Regions from separate parts of the Homo sapiens genome. Here region 2 is linked to region 1. The links are chromatin loops, found by intact Hi-C in ENCODE. Cell type or tissue: MCF 10A. All regions are shown on one strand. Each heading gives the region's core, and the rest is flanking DNA. Links, peaks and the distances in the headings are about the cores only. Region 1 overlaps LRRTM4 (leucine rich repeat transmembrane neuronal 4). Region 2 overlaps LRRTM4 (leucine rich repeat transmembrane neuronal 4).

Region 1 (9,358 bases), core at 763-8,762:
TTACACAAGCTCTACACAAGCGTTTTCCAAGTAACAAGCCTGGAAAACTAGTCCAGCAAGATACTTGGGTGGTGGTGTTTGAGGTTGTGAGGAGGTGAATGGCAAGGGGGCATATTTCAAAATTAAAAATCTGAAAAATACTGCAGATTTTACAGTAATTTTGTTGTACACACTTTATGGTAATTCTAATCCCACTAAAATGGTACTCTATGTATCAGTTTAGTAGGATACCTTGATCTTACATTCAGTGAAACATGAAAGTTACCCAAGAGCTATTTTCTTGATTCAAATGAAACAAAGAACATGAGTGAAATTCAAGAGTTATGAAGACCCTCGAATCTGCACATGAGAGATAGTGTGAGGCTTCAGGGCCTCACTGTGAACCTAAAGGATCTTGTATGGAAATGGATGCTGTTTACTTTTTAAATAGTATTTTAACAACTATGAAACCAGCTGTACCAAAAATTTAAAAGGGTTCTATCTGGAACATTCAGCAATATCAGCGTAGGTGTTTCTCCTCTGCGTAGGGGTGGGTGCGTTACAAGCGCAGCTCTTTCAGGTGATTATGGGGCTCAGTTATCTATCTTCGAGTTGGAAAATCCATCAGTACACAATGCCAGAAAACCATAGAGTCAAACTCAAAACTTTCAGCAATCAAGAGTTTCTGTCATAGTTTTTTATTGTTCATATTCTGGATTCCTGGGAAAGATTGTGACAGTAAATTTGGCATTATTATGATGACATGGCCCTCTGCCTGGCCACTGAGTGCAAGAGGTTAGCTATTCTATAAATATTTGATGTCAAACTAAGGGAAAGCTGGGAAGAAATGTTGTATTCCATGGAATTTTGTAGTAAATGAAACCTCCTTTTTCCCATGTGATTCATGTCAAGTGTTAAAGCTTAACTTATTGTCTCAAAAATACTTAAGGCCTACAGCTGATAATAACTAAAATTGGAACAAATAACAATAAAAGACTTTATGTTGATTAAAATTATATATAAATATATATACACACACACATATATATACACACACACAAACACATATATGTATACATATAATCTTAAGGGAAAGCTAGTCTATCTGGCAGAATTATTCAAACCATATCATAAGCACATATGTTTTGAGAAGTGAGCGTGTCAAAACCATGTGAGTGTGTGCCATTATGAGAAACTTTGATTATTCTTCTTATATTCAAGCTTTTACACCCTGTTAATAGAAAGTGCATCAAATTTATAGCAATTTATTAGATCAGTTTCTAATGATGGTTCCTGAGGTACTATTAAATCCATTTGGCACTATCATAAGAGGACAGTCAAATATGATAATCCAAGTTTGATAAAGATTGAAAAATAATTCTGGAATAGAAAACAGGGATTCTTCTTGAAATTGTTAAAGTTGGGTTTAAAATTTAAATAGAATCTCCAGTAAATCTAAAATATTTTTCCTGTTACTTTAGAAAGATTTTAAAATCAAGTAAAGCAGGGTTCTTTTACCTTGAAATTATTTGTGAGATATCTAACTTGTTATCACTGTGGAAAAACCATATAATATGACATTCACCTTTTTAACATACGTGTACAGTAAAACATTGTTAACTATATGCACTTTGTTGTAGAGCATATCTCTAAAACTTTTTCATTTTGCATGACTGAAACTCTACCCATTGAACAATGACTTTCCATTTTGCCCTGTTTCAGACCCTGGTAACCAGTATTCTACATCTGGTTCTAAGAGTTTGACCACTTTAACACCTCCCATAAGGAAAATCATGCATTTTTTGTCCTTCTATCACTGGTATATTTTGCTTAACAGAATGTCTTTAAAGTGTATCCATGTTGTAGCATATAACAATATTTTCTCTTTTCTTGCCAAATAATATTTCATTGTATGTATATATCACATTTTTTAATCCATTTATCCATTGATGGACACAATTTGTTTCTAACTCTTGTTTATTGTTAGTAATGCTGTGATGAACATGAACTTTTCTTTTTTGGGAAGTTTTTGATCACTTATTCAACTTTCTTACTAGTTATAAGTCTGCTAAGAATTTTCTTTGTAATTCAGTCTGGGTGGTTTGTAGGTTTCTAGAAATTTATCCATTTCTTTTAGATTATTCAAATTTTTCACAAAATTTTTCATAGTAATCTCTTGAAATCCTTTTTCTTTTGTGGCCTTATTTGTAATGTCTCCTGTTTTCTTTCTGAATTTATTTATTTTGAATCTTCTCTCTTTTTTTCTTAGTTTCCTAAAGGTTTGTCAACTGATTGATTTTTCAAAAAATCTCCTTAATTTTATTAATATTTTAATTTTTCTATTCTCTATTTTTTCTTATCAAGTGTTTATTATTTTCATTTTCTGCTATCTTTAGGTTTAGATCATTCTTATTTTTCTAGTTCTTTGAGGTATAAAGTTAGATAGTTTATTTGAGATTTTTCTTCTTTTATAATGTAGGCATTTGCTGCTATAAACTTCCCTTTTACTACTGCCTTTGCTACATCCCATAGGTTTTGGTCTGTTGTGCTTTATTTTTGTTTCTATCAGGATATTTTCTAATTTCCCTTTGGACAAATTGTTCCCCTTACCTTTCCCTTCTTTACGTATTAGTTATCCAAATGTGTTTAATTTTCTTTTATTTTTTATTTTTTCAGTTTTTATTCTGCTATTAATTTCTAGTTTCCTTCCACTGTGGTCAGAGAAGACACTTGCCATTATGCCAGTCTTCTTAAATTTGTTAAACCTTGCTTTATGACCTAACAAGTGATCTTTCCTGGAGGCACCTCTATTCTTCTTTGGTTATCATTTGTATGGGATATCTTTTTTCATTCTTTCACTTTTGACTAATGTGTGTTGTTAAATCTAAAATGAGTCTCTTCTAGACAGCCTACAGTTGAATATTATTCTTTGAATCCATTCAACCTCTCTAGGCTTTTTTTTTTAAGTGGGAGTTTTATCGATTTACACTTAAAGTAATTACTGATAGTAATAATTTACTTTTGCCATTTTATTCAATGTTTTCTTGCTGTCCATCTTTGTCAGTTTGGGCTGCTATCACAATTTACCATAGAGTGGGAGACTTAACTAATAACTATTTTTCGTAGTTTGGAGGCTGGGAAGTCTAAAATCAAGGTACTGGTAAATTTAGTGTCTGGTGAGGGCCCACTCTTGGTTGCAGACGGTCATCCACTCCTTGTACCCTCCCCAAGTGGAGAGTGAAAGGTGAGATCCTGCATCTTCTTCTGTTTTTAGGTGGTCATTAATTCCATTCAAGAGAGCTCCACCCTCATGACCTAATTACACTCCAAAGGCCCCACCTCTACATAGCATCGTATTGGGAATTGAGAACTCAACATATGAATTTAAGAAGAACATAAACAGTTCATATCGCTGTCTTGTAGCTTTTTTACCCTCTCCTCTTGCTTCTTTTCTGTTTTATTGAATTCTTAGTAGTGACATACTTTGATTCCTTTCTCATTTTATTTTTCATATCTTATGTCTATATTTTCTTATGATTACCATACATAAAACACCTTATCATGGTAACAATCTGTTTTAAGTAGGTAACAACTTAACTTGAATCACATACAAAAACACTACACTTTTTTTCTCCCAACGGACTTTTTTACATTGATGTCACAAGTCACATTTTTTTATATTGTGTGTCAATTGACCTATTTTAATCGTTGTAGTTATTTTTATACTTTTTTGTTAACTCCTACTTCAGAATTAAAAGTTATTTATACATCACCATTACAGAATTACCATATTTTTATTTATCTATAAATTTACCCTTATCAGTGAGCTTCATACTTTTACATGCTTTCATGTTGCTGTCTTGTGTCCTTTTATTTTAACATGAAGAGTTCCCTTTAGGATTTCGTGGAAGGCAGGTCTAATGGTGATGTACTCCTGCAGCTTTTGTTTTCCTGGAAAAGTCTTTGTTTCCCCTTCATTTCTGAAGGATATTGTTGTTGGTTATGGTATTTATGTTATGGCTGGCGGTTTTTTTGTTTTGTTTTTGTTTTTGTTTTGTCCCCAGCACTTTTACTATATCATACCAAGTCTTTCTGGCCCACAAGGTTTCTGCTGATAAATCACTGATAGTCTTATGAATATGTATGTGATGTGGTGAGTTGTATGTGATGAGTTGCTTTTCTCATATTGCTTAGAAATTGTTTTCATTATTTAATTTTGATAATTTTATTATCGCGTATATCAGCGTGGGCTTCTTTATGTTCATTTCAGTTCTAATTCACTGGGTTTTTCAAATCTGGACTTTCATTTCTTTCCCCAGATTTCAGACCACGTTAGCCAATACTTGTCCAAGTAAGCTTTCTGGCCCTTTCTCTCTTCTTCTTCGTCTGGAACTCCCGTATTTGTTCATTTGATGGTATACTTTAGATCCTTTGGCTTTCATCCCTCTTTTCCATTTTTTTTTTCTTTTTATTTCTCAGGCTGGATAATTTCAAATGACCTATCTTCAAGTCTGTTGATTTCTTTCTTTGGATTGATCTAGAAACTGTAGTGAATTTTTCAATTCGGTCATTGTATTCTTCATATCCAAAATTTTGTTTTTTGTTGGTTGCTTTGTTATTAATTTCTATCTTGCTGATATTCTCGTTTTGTTCATGCATTGTTTTCTGAGCTTATTGGTCATCTTTTTGATGGTTATTTTGAATTCTTTGTTATGTAATTTATATACATCTATTTCCCTAGAGTTTGTTTCTAAAAATTTATTTTGTTTCTTTGATTAGGCCTTATTTCTATTTCTTTACATGCCGTGTAACATTGTGTGGGGATCCATACACTTTGAAAAAACCTACCTCTCTGAGTCTTTATGGACTGGCTTCATTCAGAGAAAGACCACCCCCAGCCTGCCTGGCTAGAGACTCTGAGGGCTTCTCAAATCTTTTATACATGTGGTCTTTTCTCCAGGCTTGTGCACGTAGTTTCTCTGTTGAAGAGGCTTGTCAGTTTCTTTCTCAGGAGGTTGTAGTCTCTTGCTCTCTCTGGTGTCTGTCTGTGGTATTGCAGGTTCTCTGATACTGTCATAAGCTACTGACCTCTCTTGTGCTCTGTAACCTTCAAGCATACAAATTATGCCAGCTCCCATCAGGACTCTGAGTCAGATAAGACAGTAATCAGTACCTCAAACAGTCCCAGAAAAGCTGAATATCAGATGCACATTCTACTCTACTTTTTCCCTCCCAAGAGAGAAGCCACAAACCAGGCATTTAATCCCAATTGTGGTGAATTGTGCTGGTTTCTGTGTGGTATGATGTGTAGTCCAGGGCTTCAATAAGCTGCTGAACTCTCTTTTGATCTCTGTGGACCCCAGACATTCAAGGTATACCAGTTAACTCTCAGTGCTCCTAGTCAGTCCCTTGGGCAGCTTCCCAAAAATGATGAAATATATGATGTATGTTCTACTCTTCTCTTTCCCTCACAAGAGAACGTAATGTGTGTGTGTGCGCGTGTGTTTTCCTACCAATTGTGAGCAGTGCTGCGTTAGGAAAGGTGCTCTCTTGTTTGAAATAAAATAGCATTTTTGCCCGTTTCAAAGCAACTATTCTTGGCTTTGAGGTTGCATGGAGTACTGCCACTTCCTGACTGATTTCTAAAGTTCTCATAGAGGCTTTTTGGTCCATATACTGTTGTTAGATCAGTGTTCCTGTGGGGGAAAAGGTCTGGAATAGTCTATTGTGTTATCATGGTGACATCCATAAACTCTTCTTGTTTGAAGTTTTTCTTTTTTTCCAGGTATACTATTTTTTTTTTTACTTTATTTTTTTTCAAATTTTATTTTAGATACAGTGGGTACATATGAAGGTTTGTTACACTAGTATATTGTATCCAGGTAGTGAGCATATAGCCAATAGGTAGTTTCTTGAACCATTCTCCCATTCTTTTCTTTCTTGTCTAGTAGTCTCTAATGTCTATTGCTCCCATATTTATGTCCTTGGATGCTAAATGTTCAGCTCCCACTTATAAGGGAGAACAGGCAGTAGTTTCCTTTTCCTGCATTAATATATTCAGGATTATGGTCTCCAGCTCCATTTATGCTGCTGCAAAGTACATGATATCATTCTTTTTATGACTGTGTAGTATTCTGTAGTGTATGTGTACCACACCCAGTCCCCCACACTGGCGGACATCGAGATTGGTACCATGTTTTTGCTATTGTGAATAATACGGTGGTGAACATACAAGTGCATTTGTCTTTTTTGCTGAATGATCTATTTTCTTTTGGATATATATTCAGTAATGGGATTGCTGGGTCAAACAGTAGCTCTGTTTCCTAAGTTCTTTGAGAAATCTCCAAATTGTTTTCCACCGTGCCGAACTAATTTACATTTCCACAAACAGTGTATAAGTGTTCCCCTTTTTGTACAAACTTGCCATTATTTCTGCTTTTTTGACGTTTTATTAATAGCCATTCTGACTGGTGTGAGATGGTATCTTACTGTGGTTGTGACTTGCCTTTCTCTGATGATTAGAGACAGTGAGCATTTTTTCATATTTGTTGGCTACACGTATGCCTTCTTTTGAGAAATGTCTGTTCATGCCCATTTTTAAATGAGGTTATTTGTTGTTTTCTTGTTGATTTGTTTAAGTTCCTCATAGGTTCTGGATATTATAGCTTTGTTGGAGGCATAGTCTGCAAATATTTTCTCCAAATCTGCAGGCCATCTGATTATTCTACAAGAGAAAGAAATACATGTCATTCAAACAGGAAAATAAGTCAAACTATCTCTTCCCTGTCAATATGATCCTATACCTAGAAAACCCTAAAGACTTTGCCAAAAGCCTACTATAGCCTACTATAGCTAATATCTACTACAAAGACACATGCACACCTATGTTTATTGCTGCACTGTTGACAATAGCAAAGACTTGGAACCAACCCAAATGCCCATCAGTGATAGACTGGATAAAGAAAATGTGGCACATATACACCACGGAATACTATGAAGTCATAAAAAATGATCTCATGTCCTTTGCAAGGACATGAATGAAGCTGGAAGACATCATTCTCAGCAAACTAACATAGGAACAGAAAACTAAACACTGCATGTTCTCACTCATAAATGGGAGTTGAACAATGACAACACATGGACACAGGGAGGGGAACATCACACACTGGGGCCTGTCAGGGGGAGGGGAGCAAGGGGAGGGAGAGCATTAGGACAAATACCTAATGCATGCGGGGCTTAAAACTAGATGATGGGTTGATAGGTGCAGCAAACCACCATGGCACGTGTATACCTATGTAACAAACCTGCATGTTCTGCATATGTATCCCAGAAGTTAAAGTAAAAGAAAAAAATTATCTATTATCTGAAGGTTTGAGCAGCAATTTCTTATAGTCAAACAAACCTTGAAATTTTTAAGGTTCACCTCTCTTACTGTGACAATAAAGGCTAGGTAAATATTATTTGGAACAAACAAAAAAAAGATGTGGTCCAGTGACCTGCTTTTCTTTAATTAATAGAGAAAGACATTTTGTCATTATGAAGAGTAGAGTTGAAACTCTAGGTTAACGGTAATTATCTTTTAAAAGAAATAAATTGTTTTTTTATAGACTCCGATACCTAGAAAAAAGTGACTGAAAGAGAAGCCATCCTTAAGAATAGCAGTTCATACTCTCCTAATCATTATACGTCTTTCATATTTACCATTAAATTTCATACATGTTGACAAGTTAAATCACAGGACAGATATTTTTACACTGCTAATCACTTCAGCTTTATTGTTCCTTGATGCTTATAAGTTTACTTTTAAAATTTAGAACAAGACTTATAATTTTTTCCAACTATTATTCAGAGCAGCCAATCTATCATTTGACTTTTGTATAAACCTTCTGTGAATAACATCATCATTAAATTACATGTGCTACACTTACTGTATTTATTTCCTCCTTATGATAGAAAACATTAATATGCAGATCTATTCTTAAATCACATTGATGGATTCCTCCTCCAAAGTGTTGAAATGAAGGAAAACAGGCTGCACGTGAATGCATCTGTCTGGTTTATTTGAAGACACATTGTCAGGAAAACAATGAGGTTTTTCTGACATCTCGGAAACTCTAGTTCATTTTAGCCTAGTCTTAATATGGCTGAATCTAGTCTTAATATGGCTGAACCCTTTCTAAAAAGTACCTACAACTGCTCTTGAGTATCTGTTTTATTTTTGTAAGTATTAGATCAGATTTCACTATTTCCTCTTTTCAACATTAAAAATGCTTTCATAGGGCCCTAATTTAGCCAAATGCAGAATGTAGTGTTTGTTTACAACTGTTTGTAAAATCTATTATCTGAAGTTTTGAGCAGCAAATTCTTATAGTCAAAAAAAAATCCATATTAAGCAGATGAGTGAGTATTCATTTTGATTAACCAGAGGACACATTTTTTCCTAAACTTTTCAATTCAGATACAATATTCATTTTTCCTGTTTTGAAGGTTAATAAAATTTTCTTAAATAACTCCCTTTACTTTGCATTAGACAAAGTTTGGAAAGTACAGGCAGGGATGATTTTCTGACATATGCTTTGTTAAGTTGAGATGCATAAGTGTGAGTGAGGTTATAGTGTATTTGTGTCTGACTCCATCCCAATACCTGAAGTGCCCTAGGAAATACGCCTTCCAGGATATGTGAGCTAAAATGTAACATTACCATAGAGACCTTTGAGGTGACTTTTAATATATGTATTTAGACTACTTTTCAGAACTGGTGGTTGCTCTTGTTTTCTGGCAGAGCTATTTAAGGATTACTGAGTTCCCAGTGAAATGCTCTGAAGTGTTTGGGAGGGCTTGCTTAACTATTTTTCCTATGTGTCACCATTACCACTACTGTTTTCATAATTTGTGAATTCATTTCTCTTTGTTTGAATCATGGCCTCTACTCTCACTCATTCATGTCCAAGCTTATGCATCTTACTGTTGTCTTATTACTTTTCACCAGTTTTATATATTTTGTCTTCTATCTTATCTCTACTTTTCCTGCATTTTGCTTTTCTCATGGCTCTTAATTTGGCTATAATGGGACTTAGCCTATGATCTTGACCAGTCAATTATAATGCTGCTTACCTCTTCTCTGTTGAAATAATCATTGCATTTTCTGTGTTTTCTTAATGTCATCATCAAAATATTTTTACACCAAAATCAATAATGTGATTTAAACTATCTTAATGTGTTTGGTGATGCAAAATCTGTTAGGTGGGAGTAAATTATAATTACAGAGAAGTAACACATTTTACAGATACATTAATTGAAACACAGAGGAACTGGATACCAGAGAAGAATCTGAGATCTTCCCACTGTATCCTGTGGCCACTGAGCATCACCATTTCTC
Region 2 (9,358 bases), core at 665-8,664, 370 kb before region 1:
CTTTTCTTCTTTCTTGGCTTCTTATTTTCTTTCATTCTGTTTTTCTTCCTTTTTTTCTAAGTCATACTTACATTTTTCTTTCTACACACCAGCTATTGTATTGGTTTCAAGGGGGATAACCCTGTGAATATCACTGGGTCGCCTTCTCCCAAGGAAATGTACTGTCTAGAGAAGGTAGGCCTTTCTATAATTAAATGGAGGAAAACAGAAGGCAACAAATAACATCAGTCTCAAATCCTGTAATTACATAAAAGAATAAGAAATCCCTCAATTTTTCTCCTTTTCATTCCTACCTGTACAACATATAACCTTTTGTTCTTTTATTTCCTTACCTACAGGGAATTTGAATTGTTTCTTTAAATAAAAAAATGTACCATGCCAAAGGAACAGTTTTGCATAACAATCTTTATTATACATGGCCAAATAGCTTCTCATTGTTATGGATAGGCTACAAATCACCCTGTAAAAACTGAACTCTATGCCCACGTAAGTGGTATGTAATATTGGAAAGCTGTAGGAGCTGAGAATCTCAAAATTATATATAAACATAATTTGCATCACATTCTTGGGTTACTCCATTTTCTTTTTAAAATCTATCATAGCATTTTTATATTTTATACCGTATAATTAGGCTTACAAGTTATTGGAATTCATACAAAGTTATACTTTAGTACCACAATAGGTATAAGTAGCTTAATATAAATAATTAGCTTGACCGCTATCCTTTTGCCCAAGTGAAGAGCTATCCTACTCCTTTCTTTCAGGAGGAAAATCTTTTTCCCTGCTCCTTTACTGTATCCATCATAGAAGAGAAAACTCCAGATTAAAGAACAAAACAAACATCCTTTTGCCCACAACCTTTCCTGCAGCAGAAACAGCTGAGCCGCTGGTTTAGGAAACTCTGAATTCTGAAATTAAAATTGCATGAGAGGAAAATGGAAGCACATAAACAGCATCAAAGAAAAAATTTTGTCAAGTGATGGTCTCAAACACATGTGAAGACGTTTTTGTGACAAGATGGCAACAGAGGAAGGGAAAGTAGGCTGGTAGGATATAACACGTTGTCTTTCCATTCATTGGCTGGAAATAAGGTTAGATTCTATAGATCCTATTCAATTTAGAGATGATGAGAGGAGTAATCCGTTTTGACTATAAAGAGTTATAGGTGAGGCAGAGTACAGTCCTTCATAGCTGTAATCCTAGCACTTTGGGAGGCCAAGGTGGAACAATTGCTTGAGGCCGGGAGTTCAAGGCCAGCCTGGGCAAAATAGAGAGACCCTGTCTCTACAAAAGTTAAAAAACCAATAGCCAGGAATGGTGGCTCATACCTGTAGTCCTAGCTACTCAGGAGGCTGAGGTGGGAGGGAAGCTTCAACCCAGAAGTTCGAGGCCACAGTGAGCTATGATCATACTACTGCTGTCCAGCCTAGGAGACAGAGCAAGATCCCAATTCTAAAACTAAAATAAAAGTAAAATTAAGAAGAGGTATAAGGGAAGAAAGATTTATTTTCCTTGCAATTTCTAGGTTTGTGCCTGAGGCTCCTATAACAGAAGACAGATTAACAAGAGAAAAGTAGATACATTTATTTCATACAAGTTTTACATGATGTGAGAAACTTCGTAAGGAAAGAAACACCAAAGAAATAGGTAAACTTGTTTTTATGCTTAAATTTGATTAAAAGTGAGCAGTCATGGAACAAAATGGTATGATCTAATGATAATAAACTGGGACAACTTAGTAAGATCTGTTTGTTGGAATTTCTCACGGCATCTCTGTGTCTTTGGCTCCTTTCCTCCAGATAAAGGGAGCGCATTTCTCAAATGAGGATCCTGTGACCTGCTCTGGGGGAGCAGAGTGAGGAAAGGTCAGAAAATTACCTTCCTAGGTTTTGTGACCTGCCTCACAGGAAAAAAGCACAGCAAAGCTAAGAGTAGCCTTCTTGCTTCTACTGTTTTCTCAAATGCCAAGGTGCCATATTTGGGATAATGTGTCCTGAAGCTCTTCAGAAGCAAACTATGAATGGTTTAAAAATGATCCATAATGGTTTTGCCTTTAGAGTCAACCATAGATAAAGCTGATGGGCTGCAGAGGTGGGGAAAAAAGCTTTCACACATCTTTTTTCCGATACATAGTACAAAGAACTGAAAGCTGTGAAAGTACTTGATATTATTTCAGAAATAGCCTCCACACCCAAACAAACCAAAAGGGTAAAGTTCCCACACTCAACATAAAAGGGCCCTTAGAGAGGAATTAGAGAGAATTGTGTTAGCAAATGGCTCACTGCCAATTACATATCTTCAAGAGGAGTCTTGACCGTTCTCTCACACTACTCTCTCTCCCATTCCCACGCTGCCTTTACTTTTTATGATATCAATACACTCTAATTTTATTTCCAGTCCTTTCTGAAATCCAGAGCCCTATATAGCTAAGTGACAACTTGACATCTCTACTTGGTTTGTTCTTATAGGTCTCAAACCCAGTGCCTCCCAAACTGAACTCACGTCTTGGCCAGTTCCACCCACAGTGAGAGTAAAAGTTGCTTTGATAAAAAGATTGAGAATCATCCTGGAAATCTTTTTGTCCTTTGCCAAGTGCTCAACTATCTTTTTTTTGTTTGTTTGTTCCCTAGAACCAGAGGCTGATACAGGGATTTGGATATAGAAAATATTCTCTTTGAAGGGGGGCAGTCCTTTGGCGATTTCATTATTGTCTGGGAGTATAGGTATGAAGAATGTAGAGTGGTATATCACTTCTAAGAAATTTCTTGTGTTTCTCTGCAGAAAGGAGAAATTGTGAGCCAAGCAAACAACTAAATAGTAGCTGCTTCAGTGGAAGGGATGTGCATGGAATACTATAACATCTAGTCCATCAACTAACTATATTTAGTTCATTACCAAATTTCATTAATTCAAATTCTTAAATAATTGTTGATTCAGCTACCTTCCTTTATCAGTCTACCATGACCTTGGTTCGAATCACCTACAGGTATTTTTACTCTTCAAGACTAATAAACTCTTCTCTCAATTGTTCTTTGCAAATCTGCCTGTATGCCTGTCCAATCAATTCTTCACAAAATAGTCAGTGACTTCTTAAACAAAATGAAACCATACCATGGCCTTACTTAAGAATCTTGGGACGTATCCCAAAATCTATAAGATGGCCAACAAAATGTAGTATAATCTTGTTTTCGTCAACCTCTCCAGCCACTTCACTAACCATATAAATTCCATACCTCACTCTATTATAACTACAAGAAGATGTTAAGAGTTTCCTAAGAGCACAAAGTTATTTCCTGTCTCAGGGCTGATGTGAATGCTGTTGTCCTTCTCCTAAACCCTTTTCTGGATTAAAAAAAATCTAGAAAAGCGTTTAGGGGAAAGATAAAAATCACATCTTCAGGGGATCCTTATTTCCTGGACTAGATTTGAGCCTCCATTTATATGCTCTCACACTATTCCTTACTTTGGTAGCACTTCTGTCAGAAATATATTTGTGTGCATATGAGCTTACCTATTTAATAATCTGTCTCTTCCTCCAGCCCACAGGACTGTTAAGTCCCAAGAAGGTAAAAACCTTATCTGCTTTATGTTTGCTACTCTGTTTCCCATCTCCAATACACCTCAACACAAGCTAAGCTCTTAATAAATATTTGTCGAGAAAAAATATCAATAAAGTCAAATACATGTGGGATAGGGAGAGAACACCAGAAATATTGCAACCATTTAAGCCTGAGCTCTATAAAAATGAAAACCCCATGTTACTATGTTTATTTAGGTCTGTTTGGAGGTAGTGGTGATGTGCCTGAAGAATCTGTATTCTGTTGGTTAGAAAACCTAATCTGAAAATGAATAAATGCAAGCCTAGTAATTATGACGATCTAATATTTATTGTCTAATAATTATTATATAGGTAATTTTCTATTATACAGGTAATTTTTATACATGTTAGCTCCCTTAATTCTTATATCAGCTAGGGACTATTATTGTCCCCAATTTATGGTTAAGGAAATTAAGAACTACTGAAGTTAAGTAACTCGCCCAAGACCACACAGCTAGATAGTGTGACATCAAAGTTTAAGCCCATTGTCTCATCCATGGTGGAAGGTTCAAATGTATGAAATTTATCATTAGAAAGATGCAGTTCGAATTGCAACTCTGATGTCTTTTAAATGTGTGATCTTAAGTAAGCCATTTAACCTCTCCAAATCTGTTTCCTTAGCTATGAAATGGAGGTAATCAAAGTATCTGCCTCCCAATGAACCATTTAGCACAATGCCTTTTGACCAGAAATTACTTAAATAATAACTGCTATCAATGCCATTGTGATTAGGTATTCATTTTCAAGCAGCAGGAAAGCTACATGAAACTGGCATAAGAAACAAACAGAAATGTTTGGCTTACCCAACAGAAAAGTTCAAACGTAGGGTGGACTCCAAAAAAATGTTAGAGCCTCAACAGTATTTCTCAGCATTCAAGTTTTCTCCCAACTCTAACCTTTGACAGTAACAGCTTAATGCAAAGGCTAGATCCCATTACGTTCTCAAGATGGCAGCAAACAATAAAATGCTGGCCTCTTTCCAGTTCAGAGACTGTTCCTCCGCTGACCACCAAAAAATTCTGGGGAAAAATTTCTGGCATTTAATCTGTTTGGAATAACTTTAATCAGAAAGCAATCACAGTGGACAGGAGATTGTCATATGACAATTAGGTCTGGGTGACTGCCCACTGGAGCAAGAGGAATAGAAGCACAGAGCCAGGTGTATCATAATCATGGTTCCCCCCAGGAGCCAACATCTTTTGTCTATGACTTGTGAAGAAAAAGTGACGCCTCCATGAAACATCTAGATCCTATTGAGAGACAATAAATGTTGGATGGATAACAGATCAATTTGACCAAAAATTATTACTATTGTAGTGTTTTTATTACTAATATAAATATCCATGTAACAGTTATCAGATGCTGACATTTCTATTTTGAAAAACTGGTTACATACAATAAGCTGGGGTGGAAGAAAGAGAGAGAGAGAGAGAGAGAGAGTTTATGTAGTTCCAACATCCCAACCCTCAATCCTGGACTTTCTCTGTTATACGCATAACAAAATCAAATAGATTTTTAAAGTTGTGTGTGAACTGTAGATATATCACTTTTTAAAACAAACTTTGGCATCTGTTTGATGAGGATCGCTTACTGATATTGGATCTGTGAAGCTTATTTTTACCCTAGAACTAAGTAAGTGTTCCTGGCAGAAGCAGTTTTCCCCCGAAGCCATTCCAAACTCTTGTTTTTATCATTGACTACAAAATTTGTATGAATGCATTTTTCTCCTTATTGGATATAGAAATGTTCTAACACTTAGGAAAGTATCTGTTGAATGAATTGTTAAACTTTCCCTATCATGTAGTGAAAGCAGAATAATTTTTAGTTTAACTGTGATATGAGATCACATCTTGAAACACTAAGAGTTTATCCTCAAAGTGGTTAGAGGAGTCAGATGCAGAGTAAACAGTCTTCATGTCAACTATGTTACTTAAAGAGATATATTTGGATCACATAGAAGGAGTGGTGAAATAACACAGTGATATTTAGAGGAAGTTACCCATATATAAAGAAAGTCATATTCTTCCTCATCTACCCATCTCCCAAACCATCAGAAAAATCTATTCGTATAATTGCAAACCTTCTTCACAATGCTGAGAAACAGTGCTTTGGAAACAAAGAACTTGAACTCAAATGACAACTCCACTATTTCTACCTGTGTGACTTGATTTTACTAGATTACCTTTGAAACTCAATTTCTGCATTTGTAATGGGGAAAATTAATTTTCAAAGAAGAAAAAAGTAAAAACCTTTTACCCTCCTACAGCTCAGAATTTCATATCTTAAATTTCAATTTGAAATAATCTTCTTCAATCCTCTCAAGAGAATGTAGAAAATGAGTTCTATTGAATTCACAACAAAGCTATGTAGCAACAGAGGATTTCTTTGTTCTGTGTTTATAATTCATTAGGTCAAATGCTCATATTAACAGTCTTTTAAAGCTCCCAGAATTAATACCTTGCCATATTTTTGAAATCTCAAAAAAATTCTAAATTTATTCATTGCACGATAATCTTTCCTTAAAAATAAAAATCATCACTCCTTTCCTGCTAATGTTAAATTCACACATCAAATTTGGCATGGTTAAAAATATCTATCTAATATAAAATATGAGGATATTTCCCCCCGGTTTTGTCTTATCTCACATTAAGTCATGGCAATTCATTTCTTTTTTCTTTTCTTTTCTTTTCTTTTCTTTCACACACCCCCCCCCCTCCCCGATTTAGCCAACACTTATTTGGAACCTACTGCATGCGAGAATCAGGTAACAACCTGGGAAAGTTAAAACACTTCAGTTTGGATTTTCTAATGTCCCCTGTATGGGAGACCTTTCTAATTCCTGAACTCACAATTGCCTTCTGGTTATGTAAAACTGATTTAGATCAGAAAATACTCTTATTTATATACCAAGGTTTCTAATAAAAGGGAAGCTGAAAAATTGATTTTATTGCATGCACACACATAGACTAAAGCATTCTACCAATAAAATCCACCTTCTGTTTCTCTAGGCTTATAATTTCAATATGCAGAGGGGAATCTCTGTCAGCATGCAAGAGAGAAACATTTTTCTATTGTTTTATCAAAAGATCTGAGGACAGAAAGATTGAAATGCATCCATTTCTAGTAACCACCAGATGGTGCTTTTAGTAATAAAGTTATGAGTTTACTTGAATATTCTTTTTGTCCTTTTTTTAAAAAAATAAAACTAACCAGAAATAAGGATAATATTTTGCCATGACATAATGCAAAGTCTATATTTTTTATTCTTATTAACATGTGTACTTGCAAATCTCAGTACAATTTTTTCAATATCCCTATCAGGTATGTCAAATAATGACAGAGATGAAATATCAAAAAAGCTGAAGTTAATATAAATATTAAAGCTTAATAATTTATTTAAATGTTCTATGTTTATATAGTTGGAGTAATATAACTCCCATTACATATAGATTCACATCTATTGTTTTAATTCATGCCAGTTTGGTAATACATTTTTTTCTCTGTGTATTTAATATTTTTAAATAATAAACATTAAAAATTTTAAATAACTCATATAGGTATAATAACCATGAATATAAGATTTCTGATCTTTCATAACAATAACTTTATTAACATTTGTTCTTACCATATTTTATTTGGTCTCTTTCTTTGGTTCTGGCCTCCATTTCTCTTATATCCACTTAATTGCCTTATGATGTTCTTCTTCTGGTCAGCCACATTGAGTCCTTTTGAGACAGACTTTCTTAATTTAAAATAAGTAGGCAAATAACACTAGGCAGTATTTTTATAATAATTGTAATTTCAAATATCTCATGCGAGCACAACAGAGAAGAAAAAGCCATATTGTAATATCCATGAAGAGTTTCATTCTCCTTCCATTACCATTGTCTATTAGGTGGGACCTCCCTTGTGGGAAATTAAGGGTGTGGGTGAGATTATCTGACAACTCATAACTCGTATGTACCAGTTGTAATATGAGACTACTTTTATTATTATTTCTTTTTCCTTTCAGTCTCTAGTCTCTTGTTAAAGTACCCTCATGTCTGTGTGTGGTAGTCATTTTATCTTTCATTTTTGACTTGAGTATGAATGGATTTGGCAGAGCTGACATTAGTAAGGAAAAGGGAGGGCAGAGGCCTCAGAGTACGTAGTATCTAAGAAGGCTCAACAAAGACCAAAGTAGGGACAATGGAGAGTGACTCGGGAAGCCTGAAATTAATAGGCCGGTTTCCCCTAAAAAAAACAACAGTTAGAGGTGCATGTTACATTTTCTTTTTCACTGTTTATTGAAAGTTAATAAAAAAGTAGTTTAACTTCTAAGTGAACAACGCTAGAAGGGATGTTCTATGATGGTTCTCAGAAAAATTATCCAAATATACAAGCCTAGACTTTGAATCCCAGATGTAAAGCATATATGAATCTTCACCTTTGGGGAAAAATAACACATCTTTAATAGACAACAAATCTTGATTTCAGTGGATGTCAAATCCATGTAGTATGGTTATTTCAAAATGTAGGTGTCCTTAGTTTTAAAGCCAATTGTTAATTGTTCAGAAAGTGCTACATTTGTACGACATACACTCCTATTTGAGAAATTGTGTAAGCCTGTACGCCAGAAAATCTGAGATATTTACTCCCATAAAATCCCATATTGCCTTATTTTACAAGATGTAGGAGAAGGGGACATAAGGATAAGCTGAAGGCATTCAAAAACTCCCTGGTTCCTGAACCACTTACTCCCCTAGGCTCCGCAGTGAGAACCAAATCAGCTTGAAGGGGTGGAGCAAGAGATGGTTGAGTGAAATCAAGTAGCAGGTAGGTGTTAGCTAAATTATTTAATTTTTACTGAAACTTGAGGCTGGCTTTTTTTTTTTTCTTTGATGTGGAGTTTCGCTCTTGTAGCCTAGGCTGGAATGCAGTGGCGCGATCTCGGCTCACTGCAACCTCCGCCTCCAGGGTTCAAGCGATTCTCCTGTCTCAACCTCCCTAGTAGCTGGGATTACAGGAGCCCGCCACCACACCCAGCTGATTTTTTGTATTTTTAGTAGAGACAAGGTTTCACTATTTTGACCAGGCTGGTCTTGGAACTCCCAACCTCAAGTGATCCGCCTGCCTCAACCTCCCAAAGTGCCAGGTTTACAGGCATGAGCCACCACGCCCATCCCAGGGCTGGCTATCAATATAGATGTGTACCAAGCTATACCCATGATAATTAACTGTAGCCCTTGAGTAATCCTGTTAAAAATATTTTCTCTATCTATAAATGGAGAAAATAGCTGTGTCCAGTTATCCTTGACTATCTCAGTTGAAAAAAATAAATTGCACCCTAAGTATACAGAGGGTGCAATTATCTTGAAACATTGTTTCAAGATAAAAAAAAAAGAGCAAGTAGGTATTTAAAAAATCTACAACACTCAGAATTTTACAGAAGTCAATCAGATTTACCTTAGTTTTCTAGTGTTAATTCTTATAAATGTTTATATTGGTTTAGCTTCAAATGAGAGTCCGTTGATGGAAAGATGAGTGTTATTCTCCTTTAAGAAACTACCCATTCTAAAATTATAATGATCACTTTTGTATGCAAATAAAACAGTATTCATGCCACATAAATGAACTGATATTGCCTCTTCCTTTACCCAAATTAGATAAACTATCCTATTTCAAGCCACAATGGTATTAAGTAAGGAGGTTATTTGATTTGGGCTTTGTGCCTTGAAAAGGGTAGTTATATTTTCCAGGTGTCATTTTAATTTTCAGCCA

The links. Peaks named below come from ENCODE experiments on the same cell type or tissue, not always from the same donor. Only the 100,000 strongest peaks of a DNase experiment are listed, where the experiment ranks them.
Region 2: a loop joins it to region 1, with 5 times the contacts of the local background. A loop is called at or near these places in 3 of 110 quality-filtered maps.

Annotation. Positions count from the first base shown.
Region 1 is chr2:76,949,594-76,958,951 of GRCh38, reverse strand. All of the region lies in intron 3 of LRRTM4 (leucine rich repeat transmembrane neuronal 4), which reads left to right. Among named protein-coding and RNA genes, the nearest start is that of LRRTM4-AS1, 32 kb to the left of the region's middle. In MCF 10A, for the core only: a CTCF peak has its summit at 5,014; a DNase peak (open chromatin) is centred at 5,001.
Region 2 is chr2:77,318,507-77,327,864 of GRCh38, reverse strand. All of the region lies in intron 3 of LRRTM4 (leucine rich repeat transmembrane neuronal 4), which reads left to right. Among named protein-coding and RNA genes, the nearest start is that of LRRTM4, 200 kb to the left of the region's middle. In MCF 10A, for the core only: no CTCF peak of the experiment used is centred there; no DNase peak of the experiment used is centred there.